2 separate regions of the Homo sapiens genome follow, and region 2 is linked to region 1. The links are chromatin loops, found by intact Hi-C in ENCODE. Cell type or tissue: PC-9. All regions are shown on one strand. Links, peaks and the distances in the headings refer to the core of each region. The heading gives the core; the rest is flanking DNA. Region 1 has its middle 21 kb from the start of GNA12. Region 2 overlaps GNA12 (G protein subunit alpha 12).

What was found. A loop is a pair of places that touch in the nucleus more often than their neighbours do. Peaks named below come from ENCODE experiments on the same cell type or tissue, not always from the same donor. Only the 100,000 strongest peaks of a DNase experiment are listed, where the experiment ranks them.
Region 2: it touches region 1 in a loop (3.0-fold over the local background); 5 of 110 quality-filtered maps call a loop at or near these places.

Annotation. Positions count from the first base shown.
Region 1 is chr7:2,859,444-2,870,851 of GRCh38, reverse strand. No RefSeq gene overlaps it. Among named protein-coding and RNA genes, the nearest start is that of GNA12, 21 kb to the right of the region's middle. RefSeq lists silencers at 35-254, 1,202-1,406, 6,157-6,236 and enhancers at 7,014-7,143, 7,792-8,438. In PC-9, for the core only: CTCF peaks have their summits at 5,449 and 5,658 (motif pointing left); DNase peaks (open chromatin) are centred at 5,631, 6,471, 7,011 and 7,711; H3K4me3 peaks cover 2,694 bases; H3K27ac peaks cover 2,897 bases.
Region 2 is chr7:2,728,879-2,740,286 of GRCh38, reverse strand. It overlaps GNA12 (G protein subunit alpha 12), which reads left to right. Exons shown (of 4, transcript NM_007353.3): 3 at 6,786-6,836; 4 at 8,537-11,408. The coding sequence ends at 9,106. It also overlaps a transcript of AMZ1 not described here. Among named protein-coding and RNA genes, the nearest start is that of AMZ1, 46 kb to the right of the region's middle. RefSeq lists an enhancer at 5,561-6,548. In PC-9, for the core only: no CTCF peak of the experiment used is centred there; a DNase peak (open chromatin) is centred at 6,856; H3K27ac peaks cover 1,346 bases.

The DNA of each region.
Region 1 (11,408 bases), core at 1,250-9,249:
TGGAGAGGACTTTCTCACAGCTGCACTGCAGCCTGGGGCTCCTCCCACTTAACCCTCCTTCCTTCCTCTTCTCCTCTGGCAAACACAAGCCCTGCGTCACGGTTGGAAGTTGGTCCCCGCCCACCCTGCATCCTCTCCCTGTATCCTGCTTGGGCATTGCGTTTCATCAATCTCTTGCTCATTTCTTCTGTCTTGACGTCTGCCTCCCAGATGACCAAAGTGACACAGGTAACGAAATGAGTCTCTCTAATGAGTTCCCTAAAGTCCTGGGCCTCCGAGGGCTGCAGGCCCTGCCTCCTCTTACTCATCGCTGACTCCAGGCACCTGGCCTAGAGCTTCACAGGGGCTCAATAGCTTCCTGTCCTGCTCAGGCAGAGAGGGGCAGGCAGGGAGGGTCTCACACTCCAGGGAAGGGTGCTGCCTTTGCAGAGTTGAAGTGGAGTGTGTAGGGGGTGGTGGGGGAGTCCTGGGAGACCGTCAGCCACTCCTTGTGCACGTGGGAAAGGGGGACCCGGACAGGACGGGAGGACGCAGGGTGTGAACAGCATCGGACCCCACAAAGCACCCCTGGCGCACAGAGGTAAGGTCTGCTGGCTCAGGTATCACTAAAAGCCACAGAGTGGCTCACCAAGCCCAACAGGGCCCAGACCAGGCGCTCAGCTCTCACTAGGTCCGATCCCCGCCTCGCCTCTGAGCTGTAGCCCTCTGTGCAGGGGGGGCGCACTCCTGCCCATGGCAGACAGACCCCTCCACTGGGACACACGGGGCCACCACAGCCCAGCGCCCTCTTTCTCCTCCAGGCAGGGTGGACTCTCCTGGGTGGAGACTGATATGGTGAGGCTTTGCGCCTCACCCAAATCTCATCTTTTTTTTTTTTCCTTTGAGACTGAGTCTGGCTCTGTCACCCAGGCTGGTGTGATCTCGGCTCACTGCAGCCTCTGCCTCTCGGGTTCAAGCGATTCTCCTGCCACAGCCTCCCACGTAGCTGGGACTACAGGCACGCACCATCACTTCTGGCTAATTTTTGTATTTTTAGTAGAGACAAGGTTTCGCCATGTTGGCCAGGCTGGTCTCGAACTCCTGACCTCAAGTGATCTGCCCACTTCGGCCTCCCAAAGTGCTGGGATTACAGGTGTGAACCACCGCACCCGGCCCCAAATCTCATCTTGAACTGTAATCCCCATAATCTCCACTGAGTCATGGGAGAGACCAAGTGGAGGTCATTGAGTCACGGGGATAGATTTCCCCCAAGCTGTTCTCGTGAGAGTGGCTGAGTTTTCAGGAGATCTGATGGTTTTACAAGGGGCTCTTCCCGCTTCACTCAGCACTTCACCCTCCTGCCACTTTATGAAGAAGGTCCTTGCTTCCTCTTCACCTTCCATCATGATTGTAAGTTTCTTGAGGCCTCCCAGCCATGCTGAACTGTGAGTCAATTCAACCTCTTTTCCTTTATAAATCACCCAGTCTCAGGCAGTTCTTTATAGCAGGGTGAAAACAGACTAATACATAGGCCTACCCCTTGGGCCACGTTACTGTTGCCAAAGATGTGAAGAGGTCCGGGTTACAGGACCATGCCCCTGGGTGGGTGTGTGGGTGGGTGTGTGGGTGGGTGTGTGCACGTGCGTGCCTGCAATGCTCCTGTGACTATGCGTGGCTGTGGTGTACGTGCGTTCGTATGTGACTCCATGGGGTACATCCGCGTGTGTATGTGTTTGTGTATGGCTTGGAAAGGCCCCACCAGAACTGGAATGGAACATGGGGAATCCCCTAGAGGAAACTGGAAGCCTCTGCTTTAAGGGTTATGATATGTTAATTCGCTGCGTTTAATCATTCTACGACGTATACATGGATCGAAGCATCACACGGTGCCCCTTAAATAGACGTAATTATTATTTGTCAATTACAGAAAGAAAGAATTGCCCTAAATTAATTAACAAATGCAGCATTTGCTAGCGAACTAGGAAATAAGGTGGAGAAAACAAGATTTAACCCTTATTTAAATCGAGACATCTTGTATTTTGAAAATGCAATCGAGTATTTTATTTTTAATAGAGATGAGGTTTCACCATGTAGACAGATTTTAAGTGTTCTCACTACAAAAAATAATAAGCATGGGAGGAATGCATATGTTAATTTGCTTGATTGAACCATTCTACAAGGTATGCGTATTTCAAAACATTGTGTTGTACATGATAAACATATCAATTGCTATTTGTCCATTTAAAGTAATATAAATAGCTGGGCACAGTGGCTCACACCTGTAATCCCAACAGTTTGAGAAGCCAAGGCAGGAGGATCACTTGAGCCCAGGAGTTCAAGATCAACCTGGGCAACAAAGTGAGACCCCCATCTCTACAAAAGTCAAAATAAAATTAGCCAGGTGTGGTGGTGAACACCTGTAGTCCCAGCCACTTGGGAGGCTGAGGTGGGTGGATCACTTGAGCCCAGGAGGTAGAGGCTGCAGTGAGCTGTGACTGCGCCACTGTACTCCACCCTGGATGACAGAGTGAGATCCTGTTTCAAAAAAATTTTTTTAATTAAAAATATAAATAGGCCAGCACAGTGGCTCACACCTGTAATCCCAGCATTTTGGGAGGCCAAGGCGGGCAGATCACTTGAGGTTAGGAGTTTGAGACAAGCCTGGCCAATATGGTGAAACCCTGTCTCTGCTGAAAATACAAAAATTAGGCTGGTCGCAGTGGCTCACACCTGTAATCTCAGCACTGTGGGAGGCCAAGGCAGGTGGATCGCCTGAAGTCAACTGTTCCAGACCAGCCTGGCCCACATGGCAAAACCCCTCCTCTACTAAAAATACAAAAATTAGCATGGTATGGTGGCACATGCCTGTAATCCTAGCTATTCAGGAGGCTGAGGCGGGAGAATCGCTTGAACACAGAAAGCAGTTAGCTGGGATTGCACCACTGCACTCCAGCCTGGGCAACAGAGCAAGATTCTGTCTCAAAAAAAAAATTTTACATGTATATACATATATATGTGTGTGTGTGTGTGTGTGTGTGTGTATATATATGAATATTTATAGGCTGGGCACAGTGGCTCACACCTTTAATCCCAGCACTTTGGGAGTCTGACGCAAGTGGATCACCTAAGCTCAGGAGTTTGAAACCAGCCTGGCCAACATGGTGAAACCCCGTCTCTACTAAAAATACAAAAATTAGCTGTGCATGGTGGTGCTTGCCTGTAATCCCAGCTACTTGGGAGGCTGAGGCAGGAGAATTGCTTGAACCCGGGAGGCGAAGATTGCAGTGAGCTGAGATCACACCACTGTACTCCAACCTGGGCAACAGAGCGAGACTCCATCTAAAAAAAAAAATATCTATCTATCTATCTATCTATATATATATATATATAGAGAGAGAGAGAGAGAGAGAGAGAGGCATTTAACAGGAAGAAAAGAACGCAAAATTGTGACCACTATGTTATAAAGGAAAATGTAGTACCCCACCCCCAGGCTGCAGGGGAGGAGGAAGCCCACATGTGCTGGATACCTGGAGATAGGTGGTGATATGGTTTGGATGTGTGTCCCTCCAAATCTCATGTTGGAATGTGATCCCCAGTGTTGGAGGCAGGGCCTGGTGGGAGGTGTTGGATCACGGCAGGCAGACCCCTCACGAGTGGCTTAGCCACATTCGCTTGGTGATGAGTGAGTTTTTGCTCAGTTTACATGAGATCTGGTTGTTTAAGAATCTGGGTTTAAGAGCTCTGGTCGTTTAAGAGTCTGGGGCCTCCCCCTTCTCTCTCTCACTCCTGCCGCCTGTACCTTCCGCCATGATTGGAAGCTTCCGGAGACCTCACTAGAAGCAGAAGGCAGCACCGCACTTCCTATACAGCCTGCAGAACTGTGAGCCAATTAAACCCCTTTTCTTTATCAATTACCCAGTCTCAGGTACTCCTTTATAGCAATGCAAGAACAAACTGGCACAGATGGCACCCAGGGAAATGGGAAGCCAACCCAGGGAATGGGAAGTCAACCTTCCACCCAGGGAAGGGCACATCTCACTAACACAGAAGGCACCTGGCAGGGGTCCAAGAAAGACGGTCCCCAAGTCTCCCATGGCCCCCATGGGAGCACGGGAGGATGTGAGGCCGGGAAATTAGTCAGGGACTGCTAGCAAGATGCAGAGAAAATGCCCTCCACAGAGAACCAGGCACCTCTGGGATAACCAGCATGGAGGGTGGGGGATGGCACATGACAATGTCCCTCCAGGAGACATCTGTGTTGGAGGGGGAACTGGAGCCTCCCCAGGGCCATAAGTTTATACCACCCCCTAGAGCATACCTGCCACGCCAGGTGAGCAAAGGAATGCTCAGAATTGAGCTTAAATGACCAAGTTCATCTGGAATTGGCCAAGATGACATTTTCCATCATCAGTCTGAAAAGGGGCTGGAAATAACGATTAGGTTGGGTCACAGAAAAACACAGTCCTAGCCGGGTACAGTGGCTCATACCTGTAATCCCAGCACTTTGGGAGGCTAAGGTAGGAGGATCCTTTGAGCTCAGGAGTTCAAGACCAGCCTGAGCAATATGGCAAAACCCCGTCTCTACAAAAAATATAAAAAATTAATGAGTCAGGTGTGGTGTCAAGCACCTCTGGTCCCAGCTACTCAAGAGGCTGAGGTGAGAGGACCGCTTGCGCCCTGGAGGTTGAGGCTGCAATGAGCTGTGATCCCACCACTGCACTCCAGCCTGGGCAACAAAGCGAGACCCTGTCTCAAATAAAAGAAAAAAGGGCCAGGCGTGGTGGCTCACACCTGTAATCCCAGCACTTTGGGAGGCCAAGGCATGTGGTTCACTTGAGATCAGCAGTTCAAGACCAGCCTTACCAACATGGTGAAACCTTATCTCTACTAAAAATACAAAAATTAGCTGAGCGTGGTGGTGGGCACCTGTTATCTCCAGCCTGGGCGACAGAGAGACTTGGTTTCAAAAAAAAAAAGAAAGAAAAAAAAAAGGAAAAAAACACAGCCCTGGTTTTGCTTCACTCAAGTACATGGAATAAGAAACGCTTGCCTGCTGGCCAAGTGACCCTCCCACAGCGGTCAGGAAGCTTCTAGAACCCGGTTATGTTGGCTGAAAGCAGAAATGGCCAAGTCAACCTCAGTGTGATATTGAGGGGGCTCCTGGGGCTGGAAGCATGCACCCCAAACTTAGACCCCGGCAAAAGGAGTGGGGAAGATGCCGGTGCCATGAGGGCAGGAAGCTGAGTTTGTTGCTAGGGGCCTGGGAGTGTTCCCGGAGGACGGGAGCCCTGTGAGGGGCATCTGGCGGCTGACACTGATGAATGGCTGTGCCGGGCCAGCCTTACCTGGGCAGCCAAGGCCAAAGCTTGGGGGCAGGAGGAGTGGCAGTGACACGGCTGCAGCTGGATGGAATCCGGGGCCTGAACCCCAGCATCCCCTCCCTGACACCCTACAGCTACCCATAGCCGGGGAGGTGGGGAGGTGCCGGCCCTCGGCCCACAATGCTGATCACATCTGTCTGGTTCTGAGGAGGAAATCCAGGACCTAATGAGAACAAATGGCAGCCTGGATAACTCATCTGTGGTCACAGATGAGATTTCCCCACCCGCTGCACCCCTAATTCAGCAGAGGCCATCTATGGGTTTCCTTGTGTGGCATGAGCGACACCTGGTGGTCACAGATGGGAATTTCGAGTCATGTTCTTCAGGCTGCTTGGGACACCCCACCTGGACCCCATCCCACTCTGGGCAAAGGCAAGACCACCACTGAGCTCAGGGTGCACCTGAGACTTGGCCGCAGCAAGGAGATGTAGATACAAGGATCACGTCAGAAGACGTTTCATTCATTCATTCACGTTCCCAAGCATTTAGTGAGCGCATACCAGGTATCAGGAAGAGATGAACAAAATGGTTTTATGAAGTTTGCATCCTAATGAGGAAAGCAGATAACAAGCATGTAAATATCAGATAATTCCTTACTGTTAAGTGCTGTGAGAATTCACAAGGTTCAGAAATTGAGTCAAAAATCTTTCTCAGTACCCTCAATAAGCTTCATCTCAGGCCGGGCGCAGTGGCTCACGCCTGTAATCCCAACACTTCAGGAGGCCGAGGCGGGGTGATAACTTGAGGTCAGGAGTTTGAGACCAGCCTGGCCGACAGTGAAACCCCGTCTCTACCAAAAAATAGAAAAATTAGCCAAGCGTGGTGGCACATGCCTGTAGTCACAACTACTCGGGAGGCTGAGGTGGGAGAATCATTTGAACCTAGGAGGCAGAGGTTGTAGTGAGCTGAGATCTTGCCACTGCACTCCAGCCTGGGCAACAGAGAGAGACTCTATCAAAAAAAAAAAAAGTGTAAGCCTCATCTTAGCTGAATCCCTGGACACTTACCTTGCCACAGGTCCCAGGCCCCAACCTCAGGAACTTTATATGGACTCTTGCGAAAGTGAGGCAGTGGAGTGACTGGGCAACGGATGTGGAATCAGGAAGACCTTGGGTTCCAATCCTGACTCTGCCACCTCCTAATTTTGTGGCCTTGGGCACATTACCTACCTTGTCTCAGCCTGTTTCCTCAACAGAGAAAAATGGGAATTACAACAGGACCTTATTACAGGACCTACCTCCTAGTTACAAAACTTAATGCCATAACTTACGGTCAGAAAAGTGCTTGGAGCATCTCCAGACCCAGAGAACCACTTGCAGTAAATATTAGCTGCTATTGTTATTGATATTACTATTGTGCCGACACTCCAGACCTTCTCCTCCTCCTCCTCTTCCTCCTCTTCCCCTCCCAACCCCAGAAGCCAGGAGAAAGAGGAAGGACCGCAGCCAGTCCCCCCGACCTCTCCCCTCCTTCTCCAGGGCTCTCCGGCCAAGGCTAAGCCAGCCCTTCAGTGGGGGACAAGATGAGTGCGAAATTGCATGTGAGATGGCAGTTTCAGACTCAACCAGACTGGCCTTTCTATTGCCCAGAATTACCCAAGCTGAGGCTAAGGGACAGGAAGCAGAGATTGGAAAGGGCAGGGCTGACGGGAGTGAGTCACTGGTGGGGAGAAAATGAACCACTTCCTGTGTGTTCCCACAGAGGTCAGGGCCCTCAGCAAACAGCGACAGGCTACAGGCTCGTTCTCCGGGCCTGGAGGAGGCTCGGTGCCCAGCGTCTCCGGAGGACTGGCTCTTCCCTCCGCCTGGGGAGTTTGCGGGCCCCAGACACAATCCCCAGGGAGGGGCTCGGCTCTGGACAGCCTTGGCCTCTTTCCCCAGATTTCCCCAGCACTCACACTCTCGGGAGGCTCAGGGTCTGTACTGAGAAGGGCCCTTGCTCGGCGTGGTGCTCTGCTGTGGCTGTTTTGAAATTCGTAATACTTTTTGGACAAGAGGCCCCACATTTTCATTTTGCACAAATTGTGCAGCCGGTCCTGAATCATTGCTGGCTTTCCAAGGTCACAGCCAGCAAATGGAACTAACTCCAGGGCTCCTGGTCATCTGTGCCCCCACAGATACCTTCTGGGGGTCTCTGAGGTCAGGCGCCCTCACCCTCCTCCTTCCCTGGAACACGGGCGACCACTGCCCACTTTGCCGCTGCGGCACCCTGAGCGCCGTGGCCCGTGCAGACCACCAGAGGAAGGATCCCGGGAGCCAGGACAGGGCAAGGAGGTTACTTGTTGGGGCAGAAACATGGCTACTGGTCCCCTAGGGCAGAGAAGACTGCAGGAAGTGGGGAAACCTGCCAGACAGCCACCCTGGGAGAGGAGGAAGACCTGTCATCCAGTAGCAAAAAATGCAAGTTCCGTGGTGGTCTAGCGGTTACAGGGAGGGAAAAAAATGCAAACACTTAGCGAGCACTGCCAAGGCGACCGGCATGTTCTGAGTTCATTCTCTGCATTTACCCCTTTATCTCCACCGGGTCACTTCCGTTTTACAGAATAGAAAACCAAGGGCCGGGTGCGGTGGCGCACACTTATAATCCCAGCACTTTGGGAGGCCGAGGAGGGCGCATTGTGAGGTAAGGAGTTCGAGACCAGCCTGGCCAACATAGTGAAACCCCGTCTCTACTAAAAATACAAAAATTAGCCAGGCGTGATGGCACACAACTGTAATCCCAGCTACTCAGGAGGCTGAGGCAGGGGAATTGCTCAAACCCGGGAGGTGGAGGTTGTGGTGAGCCAAGATCCTGCCACTGCACTCCAGCCTGGGCAACAGAGAGAGACTCCGTCTCGGGAAAAAAAAAAAAAGAAAACAAGGCACAGGGAGGTAAGGAAGTTGTTCAAGAGCCTACAGAGCTAGTGCCTGGCAGAGCTGGGGTCTACGCCAGGATGCACTTTGCACCCTGCCTGTTCTCCATACGTTAACTCGAATCTGTCCAATAACCGTACAGCACTTATTAGTACTGACCGATCATCTGTGATGTCTTAAGGGTAATGGGTAGAATTGTACTTCCTGGGACCTTAGCTGGGAGAGGCATAACTAGTACTGTATTAGTTGGGGGTTCTCCAGAGAAACAAAACCAGTAGGAGATTTTTTTATATGTAATTAATAAATTATGTATACACACACACACACACACACACACACACACTCTCAGCCCCTCATAGCTGCTTGTTCTGCATCTATGGATTCAATCACCCAGGGATGGAAAATATTTCTTAAAATAACAATACAACAATAAAAAATAAACACCTTAAAAATACAATCTAACAACTATATTTATTGATTTATTTATTTTCGAGACCAAGCGTTGCTCTGTTGCCCAGACTGGAGTACATTGGTGCGATCTCAGCTCATTGCAGCCTCCGCCTCCCAGGTTCAAGTGATCCTCCCACCTCAGCCTCCCAAGTAGCTGGGATTACAGGTGAGCACCACCGTGGCTGGCTCAATTTTTCTTTTTCTTTCTTTTTTTTTTTTTTTAAGACAGGGTATCACTCTGTGATGGCACATGCCTCCACGCTTGGCTAATTATTTTGTATTTTTATTAGAGACAGAGTTTCGCCATGTTGGCCAGGCTGGTCTCAAACTCCTGACCTCAAGTGCTCTGCCTGCCTCGACCTCCCACAGTGCTGGAATTACAGGGGTAAGCCACCACACCCGGCCATTATCTTTTTTTTTTTTTTGTAAATTTTTCTTTAGTGGAGATGGGGTCTCACTATGTTGCCCAGGCTGGTCTGGAACAGCATTTACATTGAATTAGGTATTACAAGTAATCTAGAGATTATCTAAAGTGTACAGAAGGATGTGCGTAGGTTATATGCAAATACTACACCATTTTATATTAGGGACTTGAGCATCCAGGGATTTTGGTACCCATGGGGGATTCTGGAACCAAGTCCCCATAAATACTATGAGACAACTGTAATATATTTATAGTTATTCTATAACATAATATAATACCAAATATATTAATGATATTATATACATACACTGGTAACGGGATTTTTTTTTTTTTGAGACAGAGTTTCATTCTTTGTTGTCCAGGCTAGAGTGCAGTGGCGTGATCTCGGCTCACTGCAACCTCTGCCTCCTGGGTTCAAGCGATTCTGCTGTCTTAGCCTCCGAGTAGCTGGGATTACAGGCACCCGCCACCATGCCCGATTAATTTTTGTATTTATTTATTTTTTTTTTTTTTTTTTAGTAGAGACGGGGCTTCACCATGTTGGCCAGGCTGGTCTTGAACTCCTGATCTCAGGTGATCCGCCCACCTTGGCCTCCCAAAGTGGGAGGCCTGGGATTACAGGTATGAGCCACCACGCCCAGCCGGGTTTTATTTTAATAAATTGGCTCACACAATCTTGGGGGCAGGCCAGTCTGTAGTCTGCAGGGCAGGCTGGCAAGCTAGACACCCAGGCAGGAGCTGGTGCCACAGTCTTGAGTCTAGAGGAAAAATTTCTTCTCCAGGAAGCCTCAGTGTTTGCTCTCAAGGAACAACAAATCAGATGAGGCTCACCCACGTTATTGAGGGCGACGTCCTTTACATAAAGACAAGTGGTTGCGGATATTAACCACGCCTCCCAGGCACCTTCACCACAATGCCTCCATTCATGTGTGATTAAATAATTGATTAGGATCTTAGCCAAGCAGACACACGCAACTCCTCAGCACCGTTCTGTCCAGTACGCTGTGTGCAGAACTCGTGTGTCACTTGCAGGCCGTGCACCTGTCAGCACAAAACTTTCCCAAGCTCTTTCTTTCTCTTGGCTCAGTGGCCAACAACGTTCAAGACAGTGGCTGCTGCGTCAGCCTGGATCCTGGGGTGAGATGATATGGAAGAGAGTCCCCAAACCAGAAATAAGTCTTGGGTGTTAAAAGCCATGAAAAGGGCCGGGCGCGGTGGCTCACATCTGTAATGCCAGCACTTTGGGAGGCCGAGGCCGGCGTATCATTTGAGGTCTGGGCAACATGGTAAAACCCTGTCTCTACTAAAAATACAAAAAAATTAGCCAGGAGTGGTAGAGGGGGGCACCTGAAATCACAGCTACTTGGGAGGCTGGGGCAGGAGAATTGCTCGAACCTGGGAGGTGGAGGTTGTGGTGAGCCAAGATCCCGCCACTGCACTCCAGCCTGGGCAACAGAGCAAGACTCTGTCTCAAAAAAAAAAAAGCCATGAAAGGCAGCTCCCTCCTTCGTCACCACCGGGCTGATCCTTACTCATACCACTCCCATGTGGCACAGAGTGTCACAGTTCAGAGCATGGGCTCAGGGCCACCTGTCTGTCTTTGAATCCTGGCTCTGCCTGTAACTGGCTGTGTGATCCTAAGCAAATTCCTTAACCTCACTGGGCCTCGCTTTTCCTTATCTGTAAAGTGGGAACAATAAGAGTATGTACAATAGCACAATAGGACTAAAATCAAGATCCAAGGAGATAATACACATAAAGTCCTAAGGAGAGTGCCCGGCACAAAGTCGGCTCTCAAAAAATGTTAATTATTATCACTATCATGATCTTCATATGACACGAGATACAAATGACGCAGTGACGTGAAACCTCTCGCTCAAAATCACACGCTCGGTCGGGCCCAGTGGCTCATGCCTGTAATCCCAGCACTTTGGGAGGCTGAGGCAGGCAGATCCCCTGAGGTCAGGAGTTCGAGACCAGCCTGGCCCATATGATGAAACCCCTATCTCTACTAAAAGTACAAAAATTAGCCGGATGTGGTGGTGGCAGGCACCTGTAATCCCAGCTACTTGGGGGTGCTGAGGCAGAAGAATCACTTGAAACCAGGAAACGGGGGTTGCAGTGGGCCAAGATTGTGCCACTCCAGCCTGGGTGATAGAGCAAGGCTCCATCTCCAAATAAATAAATAAATACATATATAATTATATATATTATTTATATATAAATATATATATTATATATATAATTATATATAAATTTATATATAATTATATATAATTATATATAAATTTATATATAATTATATATAATTATATATAAATA
Region 2 (11,408 bases), core at 2,273-10,272, 130 kb after region 1:
CACTGCAGGTAGGGCTTCCACATGGGAATTCTGGGAGCATACAAACATGCAGTCTATAATGATGATACAAATAGAACCACCTAGAAAAGATCACCAGGAAATGCCAGAAAACCCAGAAAAGATCACACTGGAGTGCCATTTCACAGCTAGTAGGATGGCCACCGTTTTTAAAAATCAGAAAACAGCAAGTGTTGGCAAGGATGTGGATAAATTGGAAACTTTGTACATGGCCCATGGGAATGTAAACTTGTGCAGCCGCCGTGGAGAACAGCTTGGTGGTCTTCAGAAAATTAAGCACAGAATTACCAAAGGACTGCCGGGCACAGTGACTCACACCTGTAATCCCAGCACTTTCAGAGGCCAAGGCGGGCGGATCACTGGAGGTCAGGAGTTCGAGACCAGCCTGGCCAACACGGTGAAACCCCCGTCTCTACTAAAAATACAAAAATTAGCCAGGTTTGGTGGCGCACGCCTGTAATCCAGCTACTTGGGAGGCTGAGGCAAGAGAACTGCTTGAACCAGGAGGCAGAGGTTGCGGTGAGCCAAGATCGCACCACTACACTCAGCCTGAGCAACGGGGCGAGACTCCATTTTAAAATAAAAAAAGAACTACCATAGGATGCTACAGTTTCACTCCTAGGTGTATACTCAAGAAATGAAAACAGATATTCAAGCAAAAACTTCCACACAGCTGTTTGTAGCACTGTTCACAACGGCCAAAAACTGGAAACAAAGTGTTCATCAACTGACAAATGGAAAAACAAACCACATATCCATACAATGGCATGTAATATACATATATATATATTGGCCGTAAAATGGAATGTTGCACTGGCCTGTGCCACAGCATGGGCGAGCCTCGGAAATGCCGCACCAAGTAAAAGAACCAGACACAAAGGGCTGCATGCTGTGTGAATGCGCTCCAATGAGAGATCCAGAACCGGCAAATCCATGGAGACAGAAAGCAGATTCGTGTTGTCAGGGTCTGGGCCAGGGCAGTGGGAGTGGCGGCTGATAGGCTGTAGAAGTGGTGGCCGTACAACATTTTGAAGGTAGTAAATGCCATTGAATGGTTCATGTCAAAATGGTGAATTTTCTATTATGTAGATCTTACCTAATGAAAACATAAAGGAAGAACCCAGGCAAGGGGGCTGGTGCTTTAGGGGCCCGGCGTGGCACCCCTGTGACAGCAACCCTGCACACGCCGAGGACACACCCTGCGGAGCCTGAGCTTACAGTTGTAGAGGCTGCTCCACGGCCAAGGACCCTGTGCAGCTCTTCCTGGGGTCTCACTGCTGTGACCAAGGGGTGGCTGTGTGCCAGGCTTGGAGACGAGGTGTCCACAGGCACAGCCACGAGGCTACACACAGGGCAAGGGGGCCAAAGCGTGGCCAGAGTCAGGGGCCAGCTCCTCTGTACTTTCACATTCTGGCAAAAAACAAAAAAACAAACAAAATAAAAAACAGGAGGAGGCCAGAATTCTAGGTTCCGCCTCTAACCTTATTGTCCTATTGGGTTCATTTGCTTTAATTTGGGTTCAATTTTGAGGGGTTGGTTTTTTATTTAATTTTTTTTTAATTATGGAAGATGTTAGCATGGTTCCAAAGTCAGACATACTCAGAGAGGGCTACTCCTGTCTCTGTCCCATCCCCCATTCCCTCCCTCCCTAGAAGTCATTTTTATCTGCTGCTGGTGTATCCACGTTTCCTTTTCCAAATATAAGCAAGCAGAATATGGGTTTTAGTCTCCCGCCATTTCTTACATAAAAGGAAGATACTCTGCGTTGTTTCGTGCCTTGTGCTTTTCCTTTGGCAGTGGGTATCGGAAACCTCCTTCCAGCCACGGAGCTCTTCTCCTTCGCCGGTGCGTAGCCCCTGACTGCGTGGAGATCACAGTTTCCTCAAGCAGCTTCTCCTACTAGACGTTTCCTGCAGTGACAGCTTGTGCCTGCGTCACTTTGTATTTCTGCCAGTGAATCTGTTACCTAATTTTTTTTTTTTTTTAGATGGAGCCTCACTCTGTTTTTGTATTTTTAGTACAGACAGGGTTTCACCATGTTGGCCAGGCTTGTCTCGAACTCCTGACCTCAAGTGATTGCCTCGGCCTCCCAACGTGCTGAGGTTACTGTGAGCCACCACGCCTGGTCCTCTTACCTAATATTTGGGGATGATAAATTAGCAACAAACAATTCATAGGTACCCAAATTAAAACTTGAAAAGCTTCCTTTTTCTAATGTATATGAATGTGGTGTTGTATCTCTTTTCCAGAATACTTTCACAGCTGTGGTATCATTTAATCTCACGCCAGCCCTGTGAGATGTCACAGGCGTTCACTGAGCAAAGCCTGAGTTCAAAATGAGGATTTCTTTTGGGGAACTAGATACTGTTTTTAAAAGTATTTTGAAAGATTCTCTGTTGTTTGGCTAGCGTCTCTATTCAGTGGAAATCAAATGCTAACTTTAATATTTATTTATTAAGTAATGAAATTGAAAACCTGGGCCTTTGGCATAGTTTGCTGTTACTTTTCATACACAGCAGTTTTAAAATTTGTCTTTGTAATTTGTCACGTTGAAGTGAGTGAACTAGATTTTGGAATCCTCTAGCTCACCATTAACAAGCCCTGTTTTCGGTCACAGTGTGAATGACCCCGCTTTAGGATTTTAGAGTTAACCTCACTAAGTGCAGAAACTGTAAGACAGGGCCGGGCGCTGTGGCTCACGCCTGTAATCCCAGCACTCTGGGAGGCTGAGGTGGGTGGATTACCTGAGGTCAGGAGTTCGAGACCAGCCTGGTTAACCTGGTGAAACCCCGTCTCTACTAAAAATACAAAAGTTAGCCGGGTGTGGTAGTGCACGCCTGTAGTCCCAACTACTCTGTAGGCTGAGGCAGGAGAATTGCTTGAACCCAGGAGGCAGAGGTTGCAGTGAGCCAAGATCACACCACTGCACTCCAGCCGGGGCGACAGGGCGAGACTCCATCTCAAAAAAAAAAAAAAAAACAAAAAAAAAAAAAACAAAACAAAACTGTGAGATAGCTCCTGAATGGGCAGATAGGGTTTAAAATTAAAAGGCCCTCTGGCCAGGAGCTGGAAGTTGGTGTTTGTTTTCTTTGTAACCACTCTCTGGTCCTTGATCTGTCCCTACTTAGACGCTTACATCTGAGACCAATCCACGGTTACCTTTTCCTCTCACTCCCCAGTGGGACCCACACATGGGCTGTCTTTAATGCACACCCTGTCAGTCTGTGACATTGACAGGCAGGAACTGAACCAAGCATGTGGGTAGAAAGGCTCCAATTAGGAGCAGAGGACAAGAGGGAACCAGAGTCAGCCCCTCATGTACTGATCTCGAGGGTCTGGTCCTGTGCAGGGTTGAATGATCTGAAGCTCTTTTCTCGTGGTCCTAAATTAGCTGAAGGAAGTGCGTGAGGCCAGCAGGGGTCTGTGAAGGGGCAGCTTGCTGTGTGCAGAGACAGAGGTGACGGGCGAGGCTGCTGCAGTGCCTGCCTGACGGTGCTGACGGAGTTCTGAGCGGCAGCAAGCCGAGCGTGTGTCTTTCTCCCACCGGAGGTGTGGGTGACAGGTGCTTCCAGAAACTGCTGAAGGCTGCAGGCCTCTGCAGAAAGGCGGTCTCCTCATGGGCGTGTGTCGGCCTAGGTCCTGCCCAGTGTCACGACATCACATCTGCCCGGCTGTGCCCAATACAGGTGCACAGGCCCCATATCAACCTGCTGCTGCTGCTTGAAACAGACAACCCCTCTTTCACTGCCACCAGCCCCTGCTCAGGTTCATCCCTTCTGTTGCTCGTGAGAGGACAGACACATTCGTGGGACAGTTGAGGCAGGGGACAGGCCCCTGTCAGGTGTGTGCTCAGTGGCCGCTGGCCCCAGCCTAATGAAATTCATTTCATTTAATCCGCAAGTCCAAGTTTGTGTTAATCTTGAGTGGTGTAGGTTTTTCACACCAAGGAGAGTCCCGAGAGCCCACTTTGGATCCACTCGTGTTTCTAGATCGTGTGACCGCAGCAGCCGTTGAGAGGACTCTGGGCTCGTCTTGGCAGGCACAGTGCCTCTTTATAAACCCACCAAGCGGTTAATTTCATGTGGACATCTCAGTTTCTGCCACATGCATTTTCTCTAAAGAAATGACTGAATTCTCTTAGTGTTGAAAATGCATGGGATTGTAAACCTGGCCCTTTTAATGAGCTGCTGCTGTAAGACTTGAGGAGTCCGTCGCAAACGATCGTCCCGTGGGCTGCGTGCCCAATCAGCAGGTGCATTGTCCAGTCTCTGTTGGTGAACCGCAGTGCACCAAACCTCAGGGACAGCAAGAGTGCGGATGTGAGTGACAGCGTTCTGGATCACACAGGGTTGCTCTGTGTCCCCTTCTTCCCTCCCCTCCAGCCCCCATTAGAGAGCTTGTGGCACAGTCCCTGGCACCTTACAGTTCAGTGGCAGCTTTCCCACGGACCCCCTGGGCTGTTTCTCGAGATGAGGCCGCCCTGACATGAAACTAGATTTGACTCCTCTCCTCCGCCACTCATGCAAGATGACCGAGAGTCACAGATAAGTTTTCCTGCATTCCAAGTAGTGATACAAATGCTGTGATGAGTTAAATGAGCCATCCTCATTCAGTCATCGTGGAGAAAGCAGCAGTGAGTGTTTGCTGTGTTGTGAAGTGCAGCTGGGGGACTGATTGCAGACTCGAGGGGTGTTTAGACTCACACCGAGGGAAACGTCCCTCCTGTTTTCTGCTTCCCATCGAGCTTGTCCTGATTGTGCCCTCTGTGGTGCTTTTCCCCTTGCGTCCGTACTATCTGGGCGGAGCACGTGTGTCCAGGGCTTTGTGTCCTGTGGTGATAAGAGCACTGGCTGGGGCATCTGTGCCACTGTGACTCTCCATGCCTGACCCAGCTAGAACCCTGCAGGAGAACTGCCTCTGCTTCCTTCGTGCCTGGTGCCACCACCTGCCTAGAAACGGGCAAGGGTGGCTTGGGCTGTGAGCTGCTGCTACTCTCAGCTCCCTGGGGGAGCCCGTGGCCACAGGAGAGGGAGGGACAGTATGCTGATGCTTCTTGGGCTTGCGTGGCACCTCCCGAGGCCCAGGGGAGGGCAGGAGAGCAGGAGGAGGCAGGAGAGAGAGGCGCTGAGGAAGGAACTTGTCGTAAATCAGGGAGTGAGTGCACCCAACGGCTTCTCCCAGCTGCTTCCTGTCAGGGTGTGGAAGGAGGCATGATGTGCAGAGGACCGGGGGGACTTGGCACAGCCACGGGAAGGCGGCTGCCCCACCGGCCTCACGCTGGCTTCCCACATCACGGGGGCTTGGCGAGGAAGGGAGAGAGCAGGCACGAGAGGTCAGTCGTGCCGGGCCCTTGGGGTACGTTCACCCTGGCACTCCCGATGCCTTCCCTACTGCAGAGCTGGGCCTCTGCCTGGGGCTCTAGAGAGCCGGTGGTCACGAGGTGCACGTGCTCGCCCCGTCCTGCCACAGAGGAGGAGGATGTGTGCTCGCTCAACACAGGCAGTGCTGGGATGGGGAGACGTGTGTTTCTGTCCCCTCAAACAAAACACTCACTTTGAAAACATCCAGAGGCCTTCGTTCTAAAGTAGGAAGGTGGGCTCCTCCCTGAAGGAGCTTCCTCTCTGCTTTCTCCCCTCAGTCTGTCTGGGACAGAGGAGGAAGAGATAGACTGAGCAGGTGCTGGCCGCCTTTCTCCATCCCTTACAACGCCACGAGCTTCAGCGCCATCACGTAGTCCATTCTGATGGCCTTCTCTCCTTAAAATTCTCCTGCGTCAGCTCGCCACATGTGTATGACCTTGCCCCTGTACATTTCCATGAGAACACAGAAAGTGACTGCTCTTCCCACAAGCCCTGATGTCAGGGCAGCCTGGAAGCCTTGACCCCGCCTGCTGGTGTCTGTCTTTAGAGCAGGGTTCAAAGTGGAATCTTATAGAAAGTGGTATAATTGGTTTTTAATACGCTACCTTTGAAGGGACTCATTGCGTGCCTGTTCATATGCGGGCTGCTCTGTGGTCGGTGGTTGCGCTCTCCCGGCTCCTCCCGTGCCCCGTGTGTGCCTCGCATTTGGCGGCTCAGCGCTTCCTGAAACGGGGTCCTGGGTGATTCCGCAGGGCCCTTCGCACTATGGAACACGTCTCAGATTGTATCGATGATTGGTCCAGGCAGGAGAAGACTGGCCATCATTCCACCACAACAATCCAAATGGAAGATTCCCCTGTGTTTGCTACTATAAATCAGGTCATAAAAATGTGGGAAGGAATAATGGACTCTTTCTAGAAACTGGAAGATGTTTTGCTAGATGCTCCTTTTCGTCAGGATGTTTTGTCTTTAAGGACAATGTCTTGGGTCCCTTAGGCCATCTTCGACAGAAGCAAGACTGTACCCAGGAGCCAAAATCTAAAATCCTATTCTAGCCTGTCCTTTGCTGGCCGCATGGCCAGGAGTGGGCCAGCCTTCATGTCTGGAAAGAGAGTCCCCCATCAGAGGGGCCTGCATCGCACCACACACCAAAACCCAGCAGCGAAAATTGAAAAACAGCCAGAATTTGAACCTTGGGGTTGGAGCTAAAGAACCTGCATTAAACATTTTCTTTAATGGTAGTTTTTTTATTTTAGAAAACACACGGACACTCTCTGCCTTTTTCCTTTGCTTTCCCATTCACACGGAGGCGAAATGCCACTGCTCTTACCCTGTTCAGTTCTTGTATTTGCCACATCAGGATTCCTCAGTCCAGACTGAGCTGTGAATATTCTTCCTTCCTGACAGGGGGAGTCGGTGAAGTACTTCCTGGACAACTTGGACCGGATCGGCCAGCTGGTGAGTAAGCACGCCCGCCCGAAGAAGCTGGGCTCCAGGGTTAGAAAACGTGTCCAGAGACCAAAGCAGTCCACGTTGTGAGGACTTTGGCTGGACTGACAGGCCGAGCTTGTTCTGTCACATTACCACGAATAGTACTGTAATGGCACGCTCTCACTTGGATCTGGGCCCCGTCTCAGTGGGGAGGGGAGGAAACTGCCTTTGCCCAGATCACCATAAAGGAGACAGACAGAGGAGTTCATGAGTGAAAGGAGGACTTCCTTTATCTCATGGAAAATTCAAACATACTCAAAAACAAATAGTCTAATGAAACCCCAGGCATGGCAGTTATCACTGATTACCAGTCTTGTTTCAGCAGCCCTCCCCCGGCCTCCGGGAGCAAATGCAGAGAATATTTTAGAGTGTACCTCAAAAAGACAAGACGAAAAATGACAACCGCAGTACCGTATGGCTCCTGAAAAATTGGCAGTAATTCCGTAATGTCAACCTAGTCAGTTTAGAGATTTTCCCTGTTGTCTCATTAATGTTTTCATGTTGATTTTGCTTTGTTTTAGCAGAGTTTGAATCAACAACCTAATAAGGTCATGCATTGCCATTGGTCAGGATCACTTAAGTGTTAATCTGTATGTCTCTCCTTTTTTTCTTTCAACTTGTTTATTGGAGTAACTGGATTATTTATCCTGTAGGGTTTCTTACCATGTGGACTTTGCTCTTCCACCCCTGCAGTGTTATTGAAGATGTTTCTCTGTCCCCTGCACACCCCGTGGGTGGTAGTCAGACCTCTAGATCGAGGCATGATCATGTCCGTGTTTGGTGTTTTGGCAAGAAGCTGCCTGAGTGGTGTGTGCACTCATCACGGGAGGTGTTTTGTTGGTTTTTTGTTCTGTTTTGTTTTTCGATTTTTTGAGACAGGGTCTCACTCTGTCACCCAGGCTGGAGTACAGTGGCACGATCGTAACTCATTGTAGCCTCAACCTCCTAGGTTCAAATGATCCTCCTGTCTCGGCCTCCCAAGTAGCTGGGACTATAGCATGAGGCACCACGCCCAGCTAATGTTTTTACTTCTTGTAAATATGGGGTTTTACTATGTTGCCCAGGCTGTTCTTGAACTTCTGGGCTCAAGGTATTCCTCCCACTTCCCAAAGCACCAGGATTATAGGTGTGAGCCACCGTGCCTGGCCTGGAGGATTATTAATAGTGCAAAGTCAAAGTGAGTGAAGAGTATGCTTGCCTGTGTGTCGCTAAAGACTTAAAGAATTGTCTAAGAATAACATTAAATGTATTGCAGATTGAATTTACATCACATTCAAAACCTAAATTAATTCACAGTAAGGTTTTGGAAGCTATAAGCTTTAGGAGTTAGAAAAATAAAAAGGTATCTCTGGTATGGAAACAAAAAAGATGGTAAATTTCCTCTGGAGAAGAAAATGGATGTGGTTTTGCGCTGGGCCTGCCCACGAGTGTTCTGAGCATTCGTCCTCAGACTGGTGAGCCTCCGTTCGTTTTGAAATGAAGTATTTGATTCTTTCTGTTTCACGGCCAGTTGATAATGTTATAAATGAAATTTGCTTTTGGTTTCTGGTTCAACCTGTTGCAAAAGTCAGTCTCTTTCCTTCTTATCTTTTTGCCATCTTTTTGTTTCTATTTTCTCTGTTCTTTCTTCCTCCCCCTAAATTTCTGCCTCATCCTGTATTTTACAGAATTACTTTCCTAGTAAGCAAGATATCCTGCTGGCTAGGAAAGCCACCAAGGGAATTGTGGAGCATGACTTCGTTATTAAGAAGATCCCCTTTAAGATGGTGGATGTGGGCGGCCAGCGGTCCCAGCGCCAGAAGTGGTTCCAGTGCTTCGACGGGATCACGTCCATCCTGTTCATGGTCTCCTCCAGCGAGTACGACCAGGTCCTCATGGAGGACAGGCGCACCAACCGGCTGGTGGAGTCCATGAACATCTTCGAGACCATCGTCAACAACAAGCTCTTCTTCAACGTCTCCATCATTCTCTTCCTCAACAAGATGGACCTCCTGGTGGAGAAGGTGAAGACCGTGAGCATCAAGAAGCACTTCCCGGACTTCAGGGGCGACCCGCACAGGCTGGAGGACGTCCAGCGCTACCTGGTCCAGTGCTTCGACAGGAAGAGACGGAACCGCAGCAAGCCACTCTTCCACCACTTCACCACCGCCATCGACACCGAGAACGTCCGCTTCGTGTTCCATGCTGTGAAAGACACCATCCTGCAGGAGAACCTGAAGGACATCATGCTGCAGTGAGCGAGGAAGCCCCGGGGTTTGTCGTCGTTGAGCAGCCCCCACGGCTGTCGGTCAGACTCTTGGGTGTGTGTTGTCTGTGTGGTCCTTGAGTGGGTTTCTCGGATCCGTGCCCTGGAATACCTGGCTCAGGAATGCTGTCAGACCAGCCAGCCAGCGAGCTCTAGGCAAAAGGACATGGAAACTGTCACGTTAGCTACTGAATCCTGGGGGCGAGTGAAACTACTGAAAATCCGAGTGATGATGTTGTGAATACGGAACACCTAATCACACAGCTTGCTTTGCTTTTACAGAAACGTTCCTCTTTTTCTGACGCAGTTTAATTGAGGACCGTGTTGTGTGTGTATGTGTGTACACACGCTCTGTCTTTAATGACAGAAACACAAAAACCAGCTGGCCTTGCAGACGGCTTTTCTAACTCACAAGTCTTCCCTGAGACAGACTAACCTGAAAGCTTTGCCTAACAGTAGCTTGTAGAGATCCAGTGCACGCCGATGCTGCTAAACTCAGTGCCTGAGCCCGGCCCTGCAGCCCCAGCCGCAGTGTCTGAAGGCCACCTCCCAAAGGGAGCACGTTGCCTTTTCAAACTCCCGTGCCGATTTCCTAAGAGCCCCTAGTCCAAGCCTCTCAGATGAAGCTGAGGAGCCGTGCCTAGGATCCCTTCCCAGCTCTGAGGACGGGCTGCAGAGCTCTGCAGGTGTGGATTCACCTTACGCCCCTACAGCAGGCTCAGCCCTTCCCACCCTGCCCCATGCCCAGCAGCACAACACGGAGTGAGACAGGATGCCCACGGTGACTGCCGCTCCGTCCGTGCACACACAGCGGTGCTCTTCTCCCCTTAGCCACCCACTGCCCAACCCAACGGCAAAGACACAGAAACCAGGTCCCCTTGCAGACGGCTCTCCCATCTTCCTGCAAGTCATCTGCTCACACACAGTTGGCAGCACATAGCGTTTCCTTCTTTCAGAAACATTCCTCTTCTGGGGCTTCAGAAAGCTGGCAAGGCCACTAGCAGAGCTTTTGTTAATGCCCCAGCTGCTTGGCGAGCTAACAGCTGACCTTTCGGGAAGCCCACAGACGCTGGAGGAATCTTGAGTTTCTCCAAACTGCCGCTCCACCAGTGCCTTTGGACAGCCGTGCCTGTTCGCCGCTCTCCCTAAGTCTGATTCTCATCGAGGCCCCTCGCTTCTATGACTGTGCTTGCAGAAGAGTAAACACTCTCGGATGCCGCTGTCCTGGGGGAGCCCGCGGGAGCCTGTGAATGTTGATACGAGCTGGCCAGTCCTGGGCCCAGCTCACTTGTCCAGCTACCTGCCAGGTGGCTTTCACTGTGTTTAAAATACATTGCATTCCAAGCTGGTCCCCTCTGTGTATCACTCTACTGAGAAATCCTGCCTAGTGTGTTTTGGGATGTGTCCTAGCATTTACAAGAAAATGAAAAGCGTCCTCTTAATTGGCACCCGAATGTTGCTGTGGCTCAGTCACATATCCCAGGGCCCTCGTCCCGAGGCCGTGCTGCCCCGAGCCCCGAGCCCCTCTGCAGCTCACCCTTGGCTTGTTTTCCGCAAACCCGGTAAACGCAAGCCCTTGGGGCAGATGCAGAAGCAGAAGAGGGAGGGGAAACCTGCCTCTGGGTCACCCTGTTAGCACAGCGTTCTCATCGGGAGACAGCATGGAACTCTCTCTCGCAGTGCTCGAGGCTGTGTGTCAGTGTTTGCTGGGCTTGTGGCTCCTTTTTTGGCTGGATAAAGAAGTCGCTGTTTTTGTACTGCTTCTGTGGCTCTTCACAGACCTCACGGATGTGACCGGAGATGAGTGCCGATGACCACGTTTTAAAGGAGAAAGAGAGCTCCTGGTGGGGCCCTCGGGGTGGTCTCAGGTCCCATTTGCAGTCTGCAACAGTGACGCGCAGCCCGGTCCGGAGCGTGGTGAGCTTTGTTTGCCTTCTGGGTCAGCTTTCGCTGTGTCTCCTGTGTGTGTTAGAATCCAGAGCCCAGAGGAAGTGCAAGCGGGTCCTCCGCCAACGGGGAGAGCCTCTTCGCGGCGCTGTTGGCGACAGCAGCGCTGTGATTCGCGTAGCAGGGGAGTTGTTTGAAACACCTTCCTGAGTAGTCCGGCCTTGTCAATGAGTGCTTGTTTTCCTTTAAACAGTCTGACATATTTACTCGTCACTTTCAAACCAGAAGCATGAGAGGAAGGAGATATTGTGGGGTCCGTTTAACTCGATAGAAAGCGCAGGGGGATGGCCCCCGGCGCGGGCTCTTGACCCGCTCAGCGCTGACCCCACCGCCCTGGCCGAGGCACT